Regions from separate parts of the Mus musculus genome. Here region 2 is linked to region 1. Evidence: chromatin contacts called from ENCODE Hi-C or POLR2A ChIA-PET data. All regions are on one chromosome and are shown on one strand. Each heading gives the region's core, a stretch centred on a gene start or an enhancer-like site at or near the end of the contact. The rest is flanking DNA. Distances are from core to core; before and after follow the strand shown. Region 1 overlaps Sdk2 (sidekick cell adhesion molecule 2). Region 2 overlaps Sdk2 (sidekick cell adhesion molecule 2).

Region 1 (7,843 bases), core at 1,959-4,458:
GAAAAAAGAGACACCAAAATCTTCCTTTGCCGCCTCCCAAAACGCCTGCCAGAAAACACACAAGAAAACCCCACCAAGACATCGACTCAACGTTTCACCTCCCAAGTTTATTTTTCCAGAGATTCCAGGGCCAGCAAAGCCGGGTTGGAGGACGGGCGGAGGGAGAAGAAACCCACAGGCGGACTTGGATACACGTGACCTGCAATGGCTTCACATCCTTGGGGTCCACTTTGCAGTGTGGAGGGCTGGAGACCAGATAGTCTCACTTCTGCCGAGGACAGAGGGGCTTGGGGCCCTGGAGAGAGTGAGCCATAAGGCAGGTGGGGCTGAGGGATCTGAAAGCTTCTAGAGATGCAGATGGCTTCACCCCTCACACTTGTGCTAGATCTCTGGGCTTGCGATCTTTGCCCCTCTGCAAAAAGGATGGGTGCGCTCAGAGGCGAAGCCTGCCTGCTGTCTCTGGCTCTTCGTGGCCTTGTCACCCCCCTTCCCTGCCTCGGCATCCCCCAAGGGCTCATGGCCCTCGTACAACTTCTTCACCAAGCATTTGGCTTATTTTGGAAGAAAAAAGAAAAATCAAATGGTAAGAATCAATCCACTTAGCAACTTCCTTGTTCCTACAAAACAATTTTTTTTTTTTTAATTATAAGTTCAAAGAAGAGGGCCTAAGGGTTGGGAGAGAAAGAATCCCTCCACAGCCACATAACTGAGCCTCCTGTTGCTTAGATTCACCTCCCAGAATGCTGATAAGGAAAGGTAACATCTGGGGAGTGGAGACCCAAGGTGCTGGCTCCACGCTAAGGGATGCTTCAGGGAGATGTCCTGCAGGAAGTCAGAGACGCAAGAATAAAGCCTTGACTGTTCCTTCTGACCCACCAGCCCAACACTAAGAGAAAGGAAACAAAGGGTTGGGGGCGGTGCCTAGGATAGGAAACTCAGCGCACCCAGCCTCGCAGGAGGAAGGTTGTATGTATGTTCAGATTATCACTTTCCTATGAATGTACACCTTCCTGCTAGCCCATGCAGCTGCCCCATGAACTCGGAGGAAAAGGGGTCCAGGGGCTCCTCTTAAGAGGATATCCTGGAACTCTTCTTGCCCAACAACTTTCTCACTTTAAGACCTGTGTAGCCCCGCCCTCTGTCTCTACCACAACATACAGGGGCCCAGAGGGGCGGTCCAGTCCCTGGTCCTGAGGCTTTATAAAGAATCAAAGGTCATAAGGTTGTGGGTCCCGTGTCTGCTCTACCACAGGGCATGACCGCTTGGGGAAGCAGAACGCAGGGAGACTGCACTCATCCCACGCCATCATCGCAGGGCGGGTGCTGGGATGCAGGGAAGTCCCGGGACACCCCTAGCGGGGAGGGGGAGAAGAAGTGCAGTCTGAGGAGTGGGGCAGCCGGTCTCTGGGGCTTCTAGCCTTAGTTCAACCGAGGACCACGCTACCTTTCACGGTCCACTTCCCCACAAAAGGTCACTTCAACTCCCCCTAACAGCTCCCAGGCGGGGTTCAGTGAAGGCAGGGCTGGGAAGGACCAAAGAAGGGCCAGCTGGGAAGCCTTGTCCAAACTGCACACAGCAATTGAGATGCGTGGTCAGCCCAGCCAGGAGAGGCGGGTCAGATAGCATCAAGGGACAAGAATAGCTGATGGAAGGAAAGCTGTTCCTCCCAGGAAAGTTCTGTAAATAACCATGGGGGACCTGAGCTTCTCATCAGCTTTGGCCTTCCAGGCCTTCCAACTCCAGGATTTGGGGAGGTGGTTTTCTGATGTCCTGGGTTGACTTAGGCCCTTGGGGACAGTAATCAGCCTAAAGCTCGCCCTACTGCTGGAAATGCTTGGCTGCCTCCTTCATAGGCTTCACTGGGGCATGTCCAATTCAATAAAGGGTCAGAGTTGCTGGGAGTCGGCAGAGCAGTTACTGTTGGCCTTGTTGAGAGGCCCTAGTGGAGAACCTGAAGCCATTCTCAGCAGTCTCTAGTCCCTGCTAATTCTCACTGTGCAGAGAAGCCAGGGTCAAAGCCCGAGTTAAGAACATACTTGAGCCGGGCATGGTGGCGCACACCTTTAATCCCAGCAATTGGGAGGCAGAGGCAGGTGGATTTCTGAGTTTGAGGCCAGCCTAGTCTACAAAGTGAGTTCCAGGACAGCCAGAGCTATACAGAGAAATCCTGTCTCAGAAAAAAAAAAAAAACATACTTGAGTATTAATGTGGTCTCTCCTCCCTACACACCTGACCCCTGGGATATTGTAAGAGAGATGTGGGAAGCCAGCTCAGCAGGCAGGTGACCCATCTGCTGGGAGTGAACAGTTTGCTTTTCACAGTGACTTCTCTTAGGCAGATGCGAAGGCTCTTAAGCCAGGAAGCACAGCCTTGTCCCCAAAGGACTACAAATTGGCAGAGACCTTGCCCCTCCAGGGACACAGGTTTCCCAGGGCTACCTTGACCTTTGTCAGTCAGCTGGACCCCAGCCCCCGCAGCATCTGACATCGCCAAAGCCGCACATCCGCAGAGGCAGGGGCTGCCTGAGTTCACACTGCCACGCTCACTGTCCGTCTGTCCCTTGTGTCTTTTTAAAACAACTCCCATCTTTTTTTTTTTCTTTTTTCCTCTGTCTTCGGAGGCTTTAACCATTTAAGGATGTTGTGAGTTTACATTAGGGAATTATCAGCCCAGCCCAGCCCAGCCCAGCCCAGCCCAGCCCAGCCCAGCCCAGCCCAGTGAGGGAGCTTTAAAGAGGAAGTGGGAATGTGTTTTTAAAAAAATCATTTGTGTGTGTGTGTGTGTGTGTGTGTGTGTGTGTGTGGTGTTGCACAGGAGGCCAATTTTCCTTTGCCTTTAACAAATCACCTTGTGCACTGAGGTCCTCCATGTGTTCATTGGAACCCGTGCTGGCATCCTTGGGCACAGACCCACTTGGGCTTGCATATAAGCATATAAAGATATGCACAGAGCATACATCTATGTGTGCTAACATAGGGGCTCTTGGCAATGCCCTCTGACGGCCCCTTGGCTGTCTCTCATCCTCAGGAGGCACGGACAGCCTGGGTCACTTGCACTTGGGGTATTTGGTGAGACCTATTACCCAAGCAGCTGAGCACATTACAAGCTACAACTCGGAGATGAGCCTAGGGTGAGAGCCTCTGTTTAGGCACTGCCTGCCAGGGGTGTGGGGGGGAATTATTAGCTACACAGCCACAGCCACAGCTGGACACCCAGTAGGTGTCCAGCTGCGGAACTCTAGGTTGTTCAATGAGATCTTTTGGCCTATGTTTACATTTCTGCTGGGCACTGGAGCATCCCAAGAACTCCACCTAGACACCCCACCATATTCTAAGGGTATGGCAGGCGGGCACCGACCCTGGGTAAGGGGAAGCTTTCATTTTCCTGAGCCTGTGAGGCCAGGGCTGTTGTCTTGTGACTATGGGGAACAAGGTCACAGAAGGACACGCCTAGCCCTCTTGCTGTTGCCTCTCTGTGCCCTGAGGAAATCTGCCCTGTATTCAGGAGCCCACACTTAGCACGCTGGGACGGCTCTCTCCTCTCCTGGCAGCGCCTGCCTCCTGCATTCTTGCAGGCTCTGCTCCCAGATTGCCAAGACTAACCAAATAGCTGCTCTGGGTTCCAGGAGCATCTTCCTCCGGAGAGCAACAGGGAGTTTACAACCCCCGCGCTGTTGCCTCTCCTTTCCCCTCTCCACCACAAACCTGACACTGCCCGTGAATCAGAGGGAACAAGGACACAGCTAGGCTGCCTTGCCAGCCCTTGCTTTTAGAGGCCTTCTGTCATTGCTGTCCATGACCGCCCTGGACAGCATTTCTAAAGGTGCCAGAACCTCACATTAGACTGCCCCAGGCAGGGGTTCCCCTCGCCTTCTCGAGAGGCACACAGTGAAGGTGCCACCATATTCGTGCAGCCAGCCAGCTGGACCATCACTGGGGGAAAGAGGGGACCCACAGACAGCCACCACCAGCTCCTGAGTGCCTCTGTGGTCCCATACAGGGACACCCACCCTAACCAACACCTCGAGCACAGGTGCCCCACCCCCTTGGGACAACCCCCACCTTTCTGTTTCCATAAAAAGACAAATCCAAAGCATTTAAGTGTGTTCCTTCCTCCACCCATATAGACTCCCAAAACAAAACTCGGTACAAATCTTTATTTTTTTGATTTAAAAGCTATAATGAAAAATTATAGGGAGAGTATTCATTATGGCAGGTGTCTATCTGTAAGAAAAATAAATATATCTATATGTCATATAGCTTGTTAGCAAGTTTATTTTTTAAATGAAAGGTAAGAAAGAAATTGATTTGAAATATATACCGCCAGAAGTCCTATGTCCTGTCAAACTGTCAGTATTTTATAAATAAACTTTTTTTTTGGAGTTCTGAAGCGGCAGTCATTCTTTTCCTTGGTGCAAATTCCTCAAACATGTGTTTCTATCTCTAGCCTTGTGGGGACTGTGCAGAGCTAGTCCGGAGCTGGGCTCATCTGCCCTCTTAGTTCATCAGCACGTGGTATCTATACTTTTAGAGTGGCACATAGTGAAGGTACCACCATATGTGTGTGTGTGTGTGTGTGTGTGTGTGCGTGTGTGTGTGTGTGCGTGTGTGCAGCCAACCAGCTGGACCATCAATGGGGGAAAGAGAGGACCGAAAAAGTCCTGCTTGAGGCTGAGCAGAGCTCCAAGGTAGAACTTCAGCCCAACATGCAGAGGCTCTGAGTTCAATCCTTAGCAGCAAAAGAAGAAAAAGAAAGAATGAGTTATTTTAAGTTTGGGAGATCAGAGCCCCTCAGATGTCTGATGCAACTGTTAATGGTCAATTAACTGATGGTAGCATGGGAGTGGGACAGGGGCCTCAGTGGTTTAGAGCACCCCAGTTCAGTTCCCAGCACCTACATCATAGGGCTGCCCACAACTGCCTGTAACTCCAGTTCTAGGGGATCCAATTCCCTTTTCTGGCCTCCACAGTTGCCCATGTACACACACACATACACACACTCACACATGCACACACACACACACACACACACATGCACACACACACACACTCACACACAAATGCACGCACACACACAACAAACACTAATAAATAAAATTTAAAATAAACATGTATAATAATGACAACATTAAGAAGTGACACATTGATACCACACTCTAAGGGGTCAGACGGTCACTTGATATGCAGAACCTGACAAAGCCCGAGTGTAACAGCCAAGGAAGGGGATAGGCACAGAGAGCCTTTTAAGAGGCTTGCTCTCCAGAAGCAGATGGGGGCAGAGCCAGGATTCGTCCTAAGGAACCAGTTTGACTCTGGAGGTACACACACTCACAGATCTGGTAAGACAGCTCCTTGCTAGGTTTTGACCATTACAAATCTAGCACCTAGGTGCAACCAAGGCTGTTTTTAGTGTTTGCTGTAGGACTTTTGGGTGGGCATTTTATTTACTTTTTAACCTTTTCCCTCCAGAGTCTTACTTCCCAGACTGCCCTGGAAATCACAACAATGTTCCTGCCTCAGCATCCCAAATGCTTGGATTATAGACTGTTAGACTGATCAAAATACATTTACCAGCACATTGGAGACAGAGATAGTCAGGTCTCCATGATTTCAAGATTAGCATGGTCTGTCTGTACAGTGAGTTCAAGGCCAGCTAGTGAGGGCTTGTCTAAAAAAAAAAAAAAGATATATATGTAGACTAAATATGTTAGTTTTACTTAAAATGCACAGTGTAAATTCATTCACTATGCTGTTGGTATTGAGCCATGACATTACTCGCTTTCTGCAAGTTGGCAGTTCTCTAGGATCATCTCTTTGCATAAATCTCATCTATTTTGCATAAATCACACTTGCAAGGCAACATTAGTGCGTCCCCTTTTTGCTTTTTCTTCTTTTCTTTCCTCCTCTTCCCACTCTTCTTCCTTTTGTTTCATTTTAGATTTGTAGTTGTTTTTAGAAATAGTTACTTTGTTTTATGTGTACCGGTGTGTTTTTTGCCTGCATGTCACTGTGCGCACAATGTATGTGTGATGCTCTCGGAGGCTAAAGAGGACGTTGGAGCCCCTAGAGCTGCAGTTATAGATGGTTGTGCCCTGCCATGAAGGTGTAAATAATCCACCCTGAGTCCTCTAGAAAAGCAGTCAGCACTGTTGACCACTGGGCCATCTCTCTACCAGCTTTTCATTTCTTTTTTTTTTTTTTTTTTTTTTTTTTTTGGTTTTTTTCGAGACAGGGTTTCTCTATGTAGCCCTGGCTGTCCTGGAACTTACTCTGTAGACCTGGCTGGCCTCGAACTCAGAAATCTGCCTGCCTCTGCCTCCCGAGTGCTGGGATTATAGGCATGTGCCATCAACGCCTCATTTCTTGAGTCTGTATTCTCAGATGGCCTTGAATTCAAAGCTGTCCTTGGGTTTCAACTTCTGTGTGAGGAGATTACAGAGGTATACTAAGATTTGTTTGTTTGTTTAAAACAAGATCTTACTCTGTAGCCCAGGCTGGCCCAGAATTCAGTGGGTAGGTCAGCCTAGCCTGAAGCTCATAGCAATTCTCCTGCCTCATCGTCCCATGCGCCAGGATTATAGGCATGAACTCTCATTCCCAGCTTGAGTTTCTATTTAACTGGGTATGGTAGTACATGCATTTAATCCCAGTGGTCTAGAGGCAGAAGCAAGCATAACTCATAACTTTGAGTTCAAGGCCAGCCTGATCCACATAGCAAGTTCCAGGCCTGCTAGGATTACATAGTGAGGTCATAACGCCAACCCCTCAGAAAAGAAGAAACTAAAAACCGTAAAAATAAAAAATAAGTGTGTGTGTGTGTGTGTGTGTGTGTGTGTGTGTGTGTGTAAATGTGCACATGGCATGACACATGCGCATTGGTTAGGGAATGACTTCTCCTACAGTTTGGGTCCAGGGTATTGAACTCAGATCATCAAAGTGGCTTTAACCACTTTGGCCTACCTGAGTTTCTCTTTCTTAAAGTCTGGGTCTTTTTTCTTCTCCTCTTCCTCCTCCTCCCCCACCTCCTCCCCTCTTCTTCCTTTCCCTCTCCTCCTCCTCCCCTCCCCCCCCCCTTCTCCTTCATGTTCCTCTATTAAGCCATGAGTCCCTGGGGAGCAGGTTCCAACAGCGCAGGCGCTCCTTCCCGCTCCTTCCGGCAAGTTCTCACACGGCCAGCTCTCCAGGTGACGCAGGCTGGAGCTGGCTGGGCCTTTCACTTTGGCTTCCTTTCCTCTTTGATCATCACCTTGCCTGTTTCTGGGCTGACCTCAGCTCTTAGAGCGCTTGCTATGCCCAATTTGCACATTGATCTCTCCGCAAGACTCTCTCGCCCTTCCCTTGCTCATTTAGGGCAATGCCAACAGCTGGCTGAGTGACATTCTGGCCTCCTCGCTGGTTTTGTCACACTGACATTTATGGGGTTGTCCATTCTGAACAGTGCTCATTTCTCTGACACCTACAACATCACCCTTGCATGTTGTACCCAAAGGACTGAGTCCCCATTTTCCTTCCTTTCTCTCTCTTCCTTCCTTCCTTCCTTCCTTCCTTCCTTCCTTCCTTCCTTTCTTTCTTTCTTTCTTTCTTTCTTTCTTTCTTTCTTTCTTTCTTTCTTTCTTTCTTTCTTTCTTTCTTTTTAATTATTTATTTATTTTATGTATGTGAGTACACTGTCACTGTCTTCAGACACACCAGAAGAGGGCATCAGATCCCATTACAGATGGTTGTGAGCCACCATGAGGTTGCTGGGATTTGAACTCAGGACCTCTGGAAGAGCAATCAATGCTCTTAACCGCTGAGCCATCTCTCCAGCCCATTCCTCCCCACCTCCCCCCCCCCCACCCCC
Region 2 (7,843 bases), core at 1,568-4,067, 33 kb before region 1:
CTCAGTGGGTAAGAGCACCCTACTGCTCTTCTAGACTGCTCTTCCGAAGGTCCAGAGTTCAAATCCCAGCAACCACATGGTGGCTCACAACCATCCATAACAAGATCTGACTCCCGGGCTGGAGAGATGGCTCTGTGGTTAAGAGCACTGACTGCTCTTCCAGAGGTCCTGAGTTCAATTCCCAGCAACCACATGGTGGCTCACAACCATCTGCAATGGGGTCCGATGCCCTCTTCTGGTGTCTGAAGACAGCTACAGTGTACTTACATATAAATAAATAAATCTTAAAAAAAAAAAAAAAAAAAGAAATGGGGTCAGCGTCATCTGCTGCCGCTCCAGCCACTTCCCCCCATGACATGTCTGTTGGCCTATGTATCAACCATGAGTGAGGTGTCTGGGACACAAAGGAGCCAGATGGGCCAGGGTGCCTGCCCTCTGGAGCCCATAGCCTGGGTTCAGTACATACTCACTTCCCCATGAGTGGGTGCTCTACCAATCAATCATGTCACCTTGGGGACCAGGATCCAGCCTCAGCCCTTGTCCCTTTTACTGTGTATCCTCATCTAACAAAGGTCTACTGACAGCAAGCAGGCAGCCTGCTTCTGTATGTCCTACACCTTGGCACTGCCCTGCCCAATGCCCTCCCCAGCCATTGACCCTGTCTCCCCAACAACACCAAGTATCTCCCTCTAGGACCAGTCATAGGCAGGCCATAAAGGCATTCTGAAATTTGTTTCTTCTTTTGTTCATTACTTAGTATTTTCATATGTTTATGTGCTTGTCTGCATGAGTTCATGTGCACCACAGGGACCCAAGGAGGCCAGAAGAGGGCATCAGATCTCCTAGAACTAGACACATAGGAGCTTCTAAGCCACTAGATGGGTGCTGGGAACCAAACCCAGGTCTTCTTCAAGAGCAGTCAGTGCTCTTAACCACTGAGCCACCTCTCCAGTCCCTTATTTCCTCTTTTAAAAAAAATTATTTATTTATTTATTTTATGTGCACTGGTGTTTTGTCCACATCTTGTGTATATCTTGTGTGAGGGTGTGTCAGATCTTGGAGTTATAGACAGTTGTGAGAACCCGGGTCCCCTGCAAGAACAGTCGGCGCTCTTGACCACTGAGCCATCTCCCCAGCCCCTTGTCTCCGTTCCTAATGCCCTTTCCTGACCTCGCGGTTTTGTTCACATCTCATTATGTCCTTGTTGGGTCTCTTTGCTGGAGGATTCATTCAAAGGCTTCTCCCATGATACAGGGACATCGCTAAACGATAAAGTGCTTGCTGACCAGTTTGCTGTGTTCTGGTGAGACACGGGCACGAGACAGTCTACATAGAACTCAGGCTCCATCTTCAGCGGAGGGAGAGAGACCCTCCAGCAGAGGGCAGGAAGGAGGGAAGAGCTGGAAAGAAGGAAACCAAAGACAATCTCCCATAGTCTCTGCCCCGCTCAAGCTGACTCTCTACTCTCTTTTCCAAACCCAACCCCAAGTACGTTCTCATCTTCACCGTTCCTCCAAATCTCACACTGCTAAGGCTGCTGATAAATCTGCCCTGTTCTTCATCAACCGGTCACAAGCTTCGCCCAGCCTGTCTCCACAGCACCGTGCCTCACCCAGTTGAGACATGACATTCCCCTGCCTGTTTCTCCTCACACAGCCGTCACCCCTCCTCGGCCTCCCCTACCGTTCCAGCTACCCCTGCATTTCCACAGAGGCCCTGGAAACCCCTCTATCCCTCTCCTCAGGCCAGGAGAATCCAACAGTTCTCTGACTGTCTTCGCCAAGCTGCTGATGCTCAGGGCGTGTGCAGAGCTGTAGAGCTAGCCTTGAGCTCTTCCCCAAACGATGAATCCAGGAGACTGCTTTGTGGCTGTTGCGTTCTCATAGTCAGTGGATGCGTGGGTGATTTTATGAATGGAGACCTCAATTCCCCGTATAAAAAGATTTTTTAAATGGAAGCAAGGCAGTAGAGAAGCAAATCTTTTGTAGTAACAAGATGTCCTGACTGCCTCTGCACACGCTGGGGGTGGACACTTTTATTAGCTCTTTCCTACTTTTATTGGTATGGAGGAAAGGAAACTCCAATAGCGTTCAGAACCCTCTCTGGCCAGCAGAGGGAGCCAAATGATCGTCAATCCTGTACAGGGTTTGGGATGCCAGGCTGTATGTAGCAGAATACCAGCTCTTAATGTAATTTGAGAGTCTTCGATGCGTGTTTAAAAGCACTAACCATGCTCATTATAGAGTGCCCGGAGGCTCCACGAAGCTCCTGCTGCACTGAGGACTTAAAATCCTCCACAAGCGTGTAACAATACCCTTAGAAGCTGGCCAGTCCTTACGGCCTGCAGTCTTCTTGCTCGCCCCGGAAAGCGGGTGTCCTTAAGCCCTCTGCAGCTGACCAAGTCACAGGCCTAGCAAATGGTGCCATCAAGAGTTGAGCCACAAACCGAATGCCACCTCTGTCTAGCCTGCACCAGACTTTTCAGACTTTGATCCACGATTATCAGATTGGATTGCGCATATGCACCACCAGGAACTTTATTTACAGCGGGAGCTTTTTACAGGGGCCTTAGCAGCTGAGGCTGCCTATGTGGCACACGGGGCAGAGCTGAGGCTCTCTGCTCCTCACCAGTGCCCTGGCATTGCCAAGCTGTTAGCCCTTGTGCCCCACACAGTGGAGCAGAGCCCATGATTGCTCCCGCCTCTCCAGCTCAGGCTGGTGAGATGCAGGTTCCTATTGAGGCTGACACGCCTGTTACATGGGACAGATGCCAACCCCAGAGACACAAGATACACAGGGGATGACGCTTACAGACGATCGGAGGGTCGGTATTGACTACAAAGTGAAAAGTTCCCGAATCCTTCTTAAATAGCTCTTAGCTACTTCCATATTGTTTCCTGGTTGAAAGCAGGGGTGTCTTTGAACCCCCGAGATGGGCAGGGGCGGAGGGGAGGCCTGATGTCTTCGTCCCTCTCATCCCACAATCTTTGGTTCCCACAGATTTATTTCTGGGAAGTCCAACGGAGGAACCTCACAGAGAGGGTGAAGACTCTCTTCTTGGCTGAGAACAGCGTGAAACTCAAGAACCTGACGGGCTACACAGCCTACATGGTCAGCGTGGCAGCCTTCAATGCTGCGGGGGATGGGCCGAGGAGCACCCCGACCCGGGGCCAGACTCAGCAAGCAGGTAGGGAGAAGTCTCTTGGGGAGGTCAGGGTTTGGGGGACAAACTGGTGTCCACGTCTGGTGTCGGAGCTTTCACGCAGCCGGGGAACTGGGTTCGGATACCCAGGCCCCACTTCCAGATGCCCTGTGGAAAGAAAAGCCCAGCCTGCAAAGAAGGCTCTATGTGTCCATAAAAAAAAGAAAAGAAAAGAAAGAAAAAAAGAAACTCTCACTGGGAACCTTGAGAAAGTCCCCAGATCTCACCTAGCCTGTTCTGCCCACCTTGTCTCAGCTTTTGGGACAGCCGCCACTCCCCGCCCCTGTTTGGCTTTCTCCTCCTTTCTTGTCTCCTTGCCTTTGCTCAGCACACCCCGCGTTCATTGTCTTCTGTGAGCCCACACTTTTGCTTCACACTGGTGATGAAACAATGATTTTTTTTTTAAAAGTAAGTCTGTGTCCTGCTGAGGCCAGGGGACAGGACATAAACAAGCACAGCACAGATGAGCTGGCTGGGGGGTAGGGGGAGCTAAGGGGAGCAGGGTGTGGTTCACAAGATGGCTGGCTACACCTGAGCTGAGCTTTGAGCCAGAGGAGACCAGCTGTGGGAAGTTCTGGAGACAAGCAGGAAGCCGGAAGCAGGATTCCTGTCAGAAGGACCAGCAGGTGCAGAGGCCAGGAGGCTGGAGGGGATTCGAGGGACAGACCCCGGTGTTGACAAGAGAGGTGGAGTGAGGCCCGATTCCCAAGGGTCTGGAGAACAGGATTTGTGTTGAGTGTGATGGGGAGACTCAGAGGGTTGGAGCGGTTAAGAATTAGAACTCTGCCTCAGTGGTTAAGAGTACTGGCTGAGCTGGGCAGTGGTGGAACACACCTTTAATCCCAGTACTCAGGAGGCAGAGGCAGGCAGATTTCTGAGGCTAGCCTGGTCTACAGAGTGAGTTCCAGGACAGCCAGGGCTATACAGAGAAACCTTGTCTCAAAAAAAAAAAAAAAAAAAAAAAAGCACTGGCTCTTAAAAACCCGGGGTTCAATTCCCAGCACCCACGTGACAGCTCGTAACTGCCTGCTACTCCAGTTTCAGGGGACCTGATACTCTCACACAGGCATGCAGGCAAGCAAAAACACCAATGAACATGAAATAAAAATAAACAAATAAAATTTTCAAAAGGGCGGATTTCTGAGTTCGAGGCCAGCCTGGTCTACAAAGTGAGTTCCAGGACAGCCAGGACTATAAAAAGAAACCCTGTCTCAAAAAACCGAAAGAAAGAAAGAAAGAAAGAAAGAAAGAAAGAAAGAAAGAAAGAAAGAAAGAAAGAAAGAAAGAAAGAGAAAGGAAGAAAGAAAGAAAGAAAGAAAGAAAGAAAGAAAGAAAGAAAGAAAGAAAGAAAGAAAGAAAGAAAGGGAAAGGGAAAGGGAAAGGGAAAAAGAAATAAAAAGAAAAACTGGCTCTGCCTTCTGGGCTGAGTCTGGAGGAGATGACAGAGAGAGGTGGGGACTAGATCCAGGCAGGATGGAGGAAGGAGAGAGGGGACAGATCCCCTTGTCCTGAGGTGTCCAAAGCCACTTTTTGGTCAGTGTCACACTGGATTCCCCTAGAATTCCCAGGGAGTAAGCAGTGTAGTGTCTGTCTAACAACAGGGGTTAGAGTCACCCCAGAAAATAGGCTTTTTGCTCCTGATCCCCTGGTAAGGTCATAGGGGAAAGGGCAGATGCTGGAACCAAGGCAGATCTGAGATCTGAGAGAATTCAGGATCTCTCTCTCTCTCTCTCTCTCTCTCTTCCCCCGTGTGTCAACCCTCAAAGCCATGAATTTCATATCTGCAGTTTCAACCAACCAAGAAAGGAAAATATTCCCCAAAATTGCGTCTGTCTGGGTGCAGCAGCACAGACCTTAAGAGGTGAAGCCAGGAATGGGCAAGAGCCAGGGCTCAGAGATGGCTCAGCATTGCTGTTCTTCCAAGAGACTGAGTTCCATTCCCAGAACCTACATTAAGTGTCTCACAACCACCTCGAGCCTCAATTCCAGGGGACCCAACCCCCTTTGTGCTGGCCTCCATGGGCATGGGCGCTGGTGTGACACACACACAGAGACACACATGCACATAAATGAAAAGAAAAGTAAGCCTTTAAAGTCGATCAGAGCCACCTTTAGCTACACAGCAAGTTCGAGACTGCCCTGAGCTAAGGGAGAATGCCTCAAAAGGCAAATAAGCAAGTGAAAATGTATCTATGCTGAAGACAGACAGCACCAAATAACAAATGTGTCTTTACTGAGCATGTACAAACAGCACCGAGTAGCAACTACTTAGTAAATAGATACAGTACTATTTGCAATGTGTCAGGAATGGAAAGTAACCTAGAAATGAGTTAATGTATATGGGAAGTTCTAGATGATATCTCAGTGGTACCTCACTTGCCTAGCCTGAGAGAGATGCCCTGGGTTTAATTCCCAACGCCACAGATAAGGGAGGAGTGGGTACATAGAAGGATGTCTGTAGCTCTTTGCCAAACAAAATGGCATTTTATATGAAACAAGCATCCTCCGATTTTTTTTTTTTTTTTTTTTTTTTTTTTGAGACAGGATTTCTTTGTGTAGCCCTGGCTGTCCTGGAACTCACTTTGTAGACCAGGCTATCCTCGAACTCAGAAATCCGCCTGCCTCTGCCTCCCAAGTGCTAGGATTAAAGGCGTGCGCCACCACACCTGGCTTCATCCTCCGATTTTTGTTAGAACAAATCGCCCGTTAGTATAGCCTTCTGCCCTGGCCTCCAGAAGGCGGCTTTTTCCAGCCTGATACTTTCCTTATGTGGCCCCCACTAGTCTTCAGTTGCTGCAGAAGCGGGATCCTCTCTGGGACAAGATCCCACTCCAGGGCAGCCTTTCCCTCTCCTGGCTCCCCGGGTCAGCCAGAGGCTGAGCTTGGGTGTGCTAGCCTGTCCGTCTGCCTGCCTGCCTGGCCATCTCGACTACACTTCATCAGTGTCACCGGTCAGACATGAGCGCCCCCACCCCACCCCCAGGAGCCTAGAAGCTTCCGGTCCTGTAGCATAGGACAGAATGTCCTGTCCCACGTCCTTCTAACCCCCTAGTGTGTTGAGGGGGAGGGCAGGAAAGGGCCCTGAGTTCACCTCCCTCCTTCAAAGACAGCGGGGGAGATGGGCCGGAAGCTGTCAAGATTAGTTCTGGCCTGGTGGGAGGCAGCACTGGACAATAATAGCCTGACCATCCACCCAACCAGATTGGGATGCTGGGGGGGTGGGGGTGCTTCCTGTCTTGCCTCTTTGCCCTCCCATTTCCCAGCCCCCCCCCCACACACACACACACCAGAATCTTCCATCCTTGTGTTTTCAGAGTTACCCCAGGGGTCCTAGAACAAGAAAACATCTCTTCCAGAGGCTCTGGCTGTCCTCTGGTCTGGCTCCTGCTGACAGCTTAATGTCTCTATGCAAGCCCTGCCACCCAGGGATGAAAGGCACGCCATGTCTCCGGAGTTCTGACATCTCCTTTAGTGCCCACTCTGTATCTCAAGGCACCCCAACCCCACTCTACCGGGATGCTGAAAAACACACCCCACGGTGACAAGAAATGGTCTTGCCCCCATAGTGACCCTCAGGGGTCATCCGTTGTAATGCAGTGGCTGGTCCCATGCTACTAGCCAGGGCTCAGAGCCACCTAGGAGTGAGTCCAGATTCTCCATCTTTAAGGAGGTCTTTCTCCCCATGCCAGAGCCTCTGCTCTTCTTAGCTGAGAGCTAGTGACGGCAAGGGAGGAGGAGATTTTGAGGGCCTTAGCTGACCCTTCCTGCCTTCTTCTTGTGCCTAGCCTCACTCTCTCTTCTTCCCGGGCATGGACCCAAGAGCTCCTGCTAGTTGCTTAGAGCCCAACCTGAAGCTTTGCACTTCCACAGAAAGAGGAAAACAAAAAACCCTTTGCTCTCTCTCCACAGCCCCCAGTGCCCCGGGCTCGGTCAAGTTCAGCGAGCTGACCACTACCTCAGTGAATGTGTCCTGGGATGCCCCACAGTTCCCCAACGGTCCTCTGGAGGGCTACAGGCTGGTGTACGAACCCTGCACCCCAGTGGATGGTAAGCGGGGGCGTCTTCCATGTGGCCTGAACTCTCTCCCCTTTCAAGGGCTGGTTTGTACCCACAGACCACACCGGGATCACTCGTCAGCAGTCAGATGTGGTGAGAATCCTCCTGTCTTATAAATGGGGAAATATGACCCAGGAATTGGGGTGTTTCTGAGAGATAAGCATGTGAGAGCAAAGTCGCAGCAGCATCACAGGGCCGCAGTCTCCTGTGCAGGCCAGGAACCTGGAACATAAACACCCTGTTCCACAAACCGAATCAGGACTAGAGAGAGAGGGGATCCAAGCAAAACATGGTTGCCCCAAGAATGGACAGAACCCCAAAGAAAAGAGTCCTCTGGTGTTCTCATGTTATCCCGGGCCCCTTCCAAACCTCAGAGTTCTCAGCACACCCCCTCTGGAGGGTCAGGGACCCTTTTAGAAATCTAATCAAAGCCTGGGAGCGTCTCCCCCAGGAAGATGTGTGACAGTGAGCAGCTACCACACTCTGCAAATGACTGTCCTAGCCCAGGTCAAATGCACTGTCTTCAGATCACTCTCTCCCTCTCCACCCCTGCCCTTCCCAGGCCCCCCACCCAGACCCTCTGCC

The links. A loop is a pair of places that touch in the nucleus more often than their neighbours do. ChIA-PET counts read pairs that join two places held with the same protein, here RNA polymerase II (POLR2A).
Region 2: a map of left cerebral cortex shows a loop between it and region 1 (1.8-fold over the local background). The contact joins two enhancer-like sites. A Hi-C loop is called at or near these places in 3 of 37 maps with a recorded cell type or tissue (T-helper 17 cell and left cerebral cortex). POLR2A ChIA-PET finds 5 or more read pairs at or near these places in 3 of 5 experiments (Patski and embryonic stem cell).

Annotation. Positions count from the first base shown.
Region 1 is chr11:113,772,921-113,780,763 of GRCm38, reverse strand. Sdk2 (sidekick cell adhesion molecule 2) reads left to right here. Exons shown (of 45, transcript NM_172800.3): 45 at 1-592. Among named protein-coding and RNA genes, the nearest start is that of Gm39468, 9.3 kb to the left of the region's middle. Within about 2 kb of position 3,208, at least 1 of the 3 ENCODE cell types and tissues checked has a DNase peak (open chromatin) inside an H3K27ac peak, as active enhancers do.
Region 2 is chr11:113,805,673-113,813,515 of GRCm38, reverse strand. Sdk2 (sidekick cell adhesion molecule 2) reads left to right here. Exons shown (of 45, transcript NM_172800.3): 37 at 3,001-3,187; 38 at 7,112-7,249. Gm51930 (a long non-coding RNA gene) reads right to left here. Exons shown (of 3, transcript XR_003949797.1): 3 at 7,621-7,843. Among named protein-coding and RNA genes, the nearest start is that of Gm51930, 5.5 kb to the right of the region's middle. Within about 2 kb of position 2,817, at least 2 of the 3 ENCODE cell types and tissues checked have a DNase peak (open chromatin) inside an H3K27ac peak, as active enhancers do.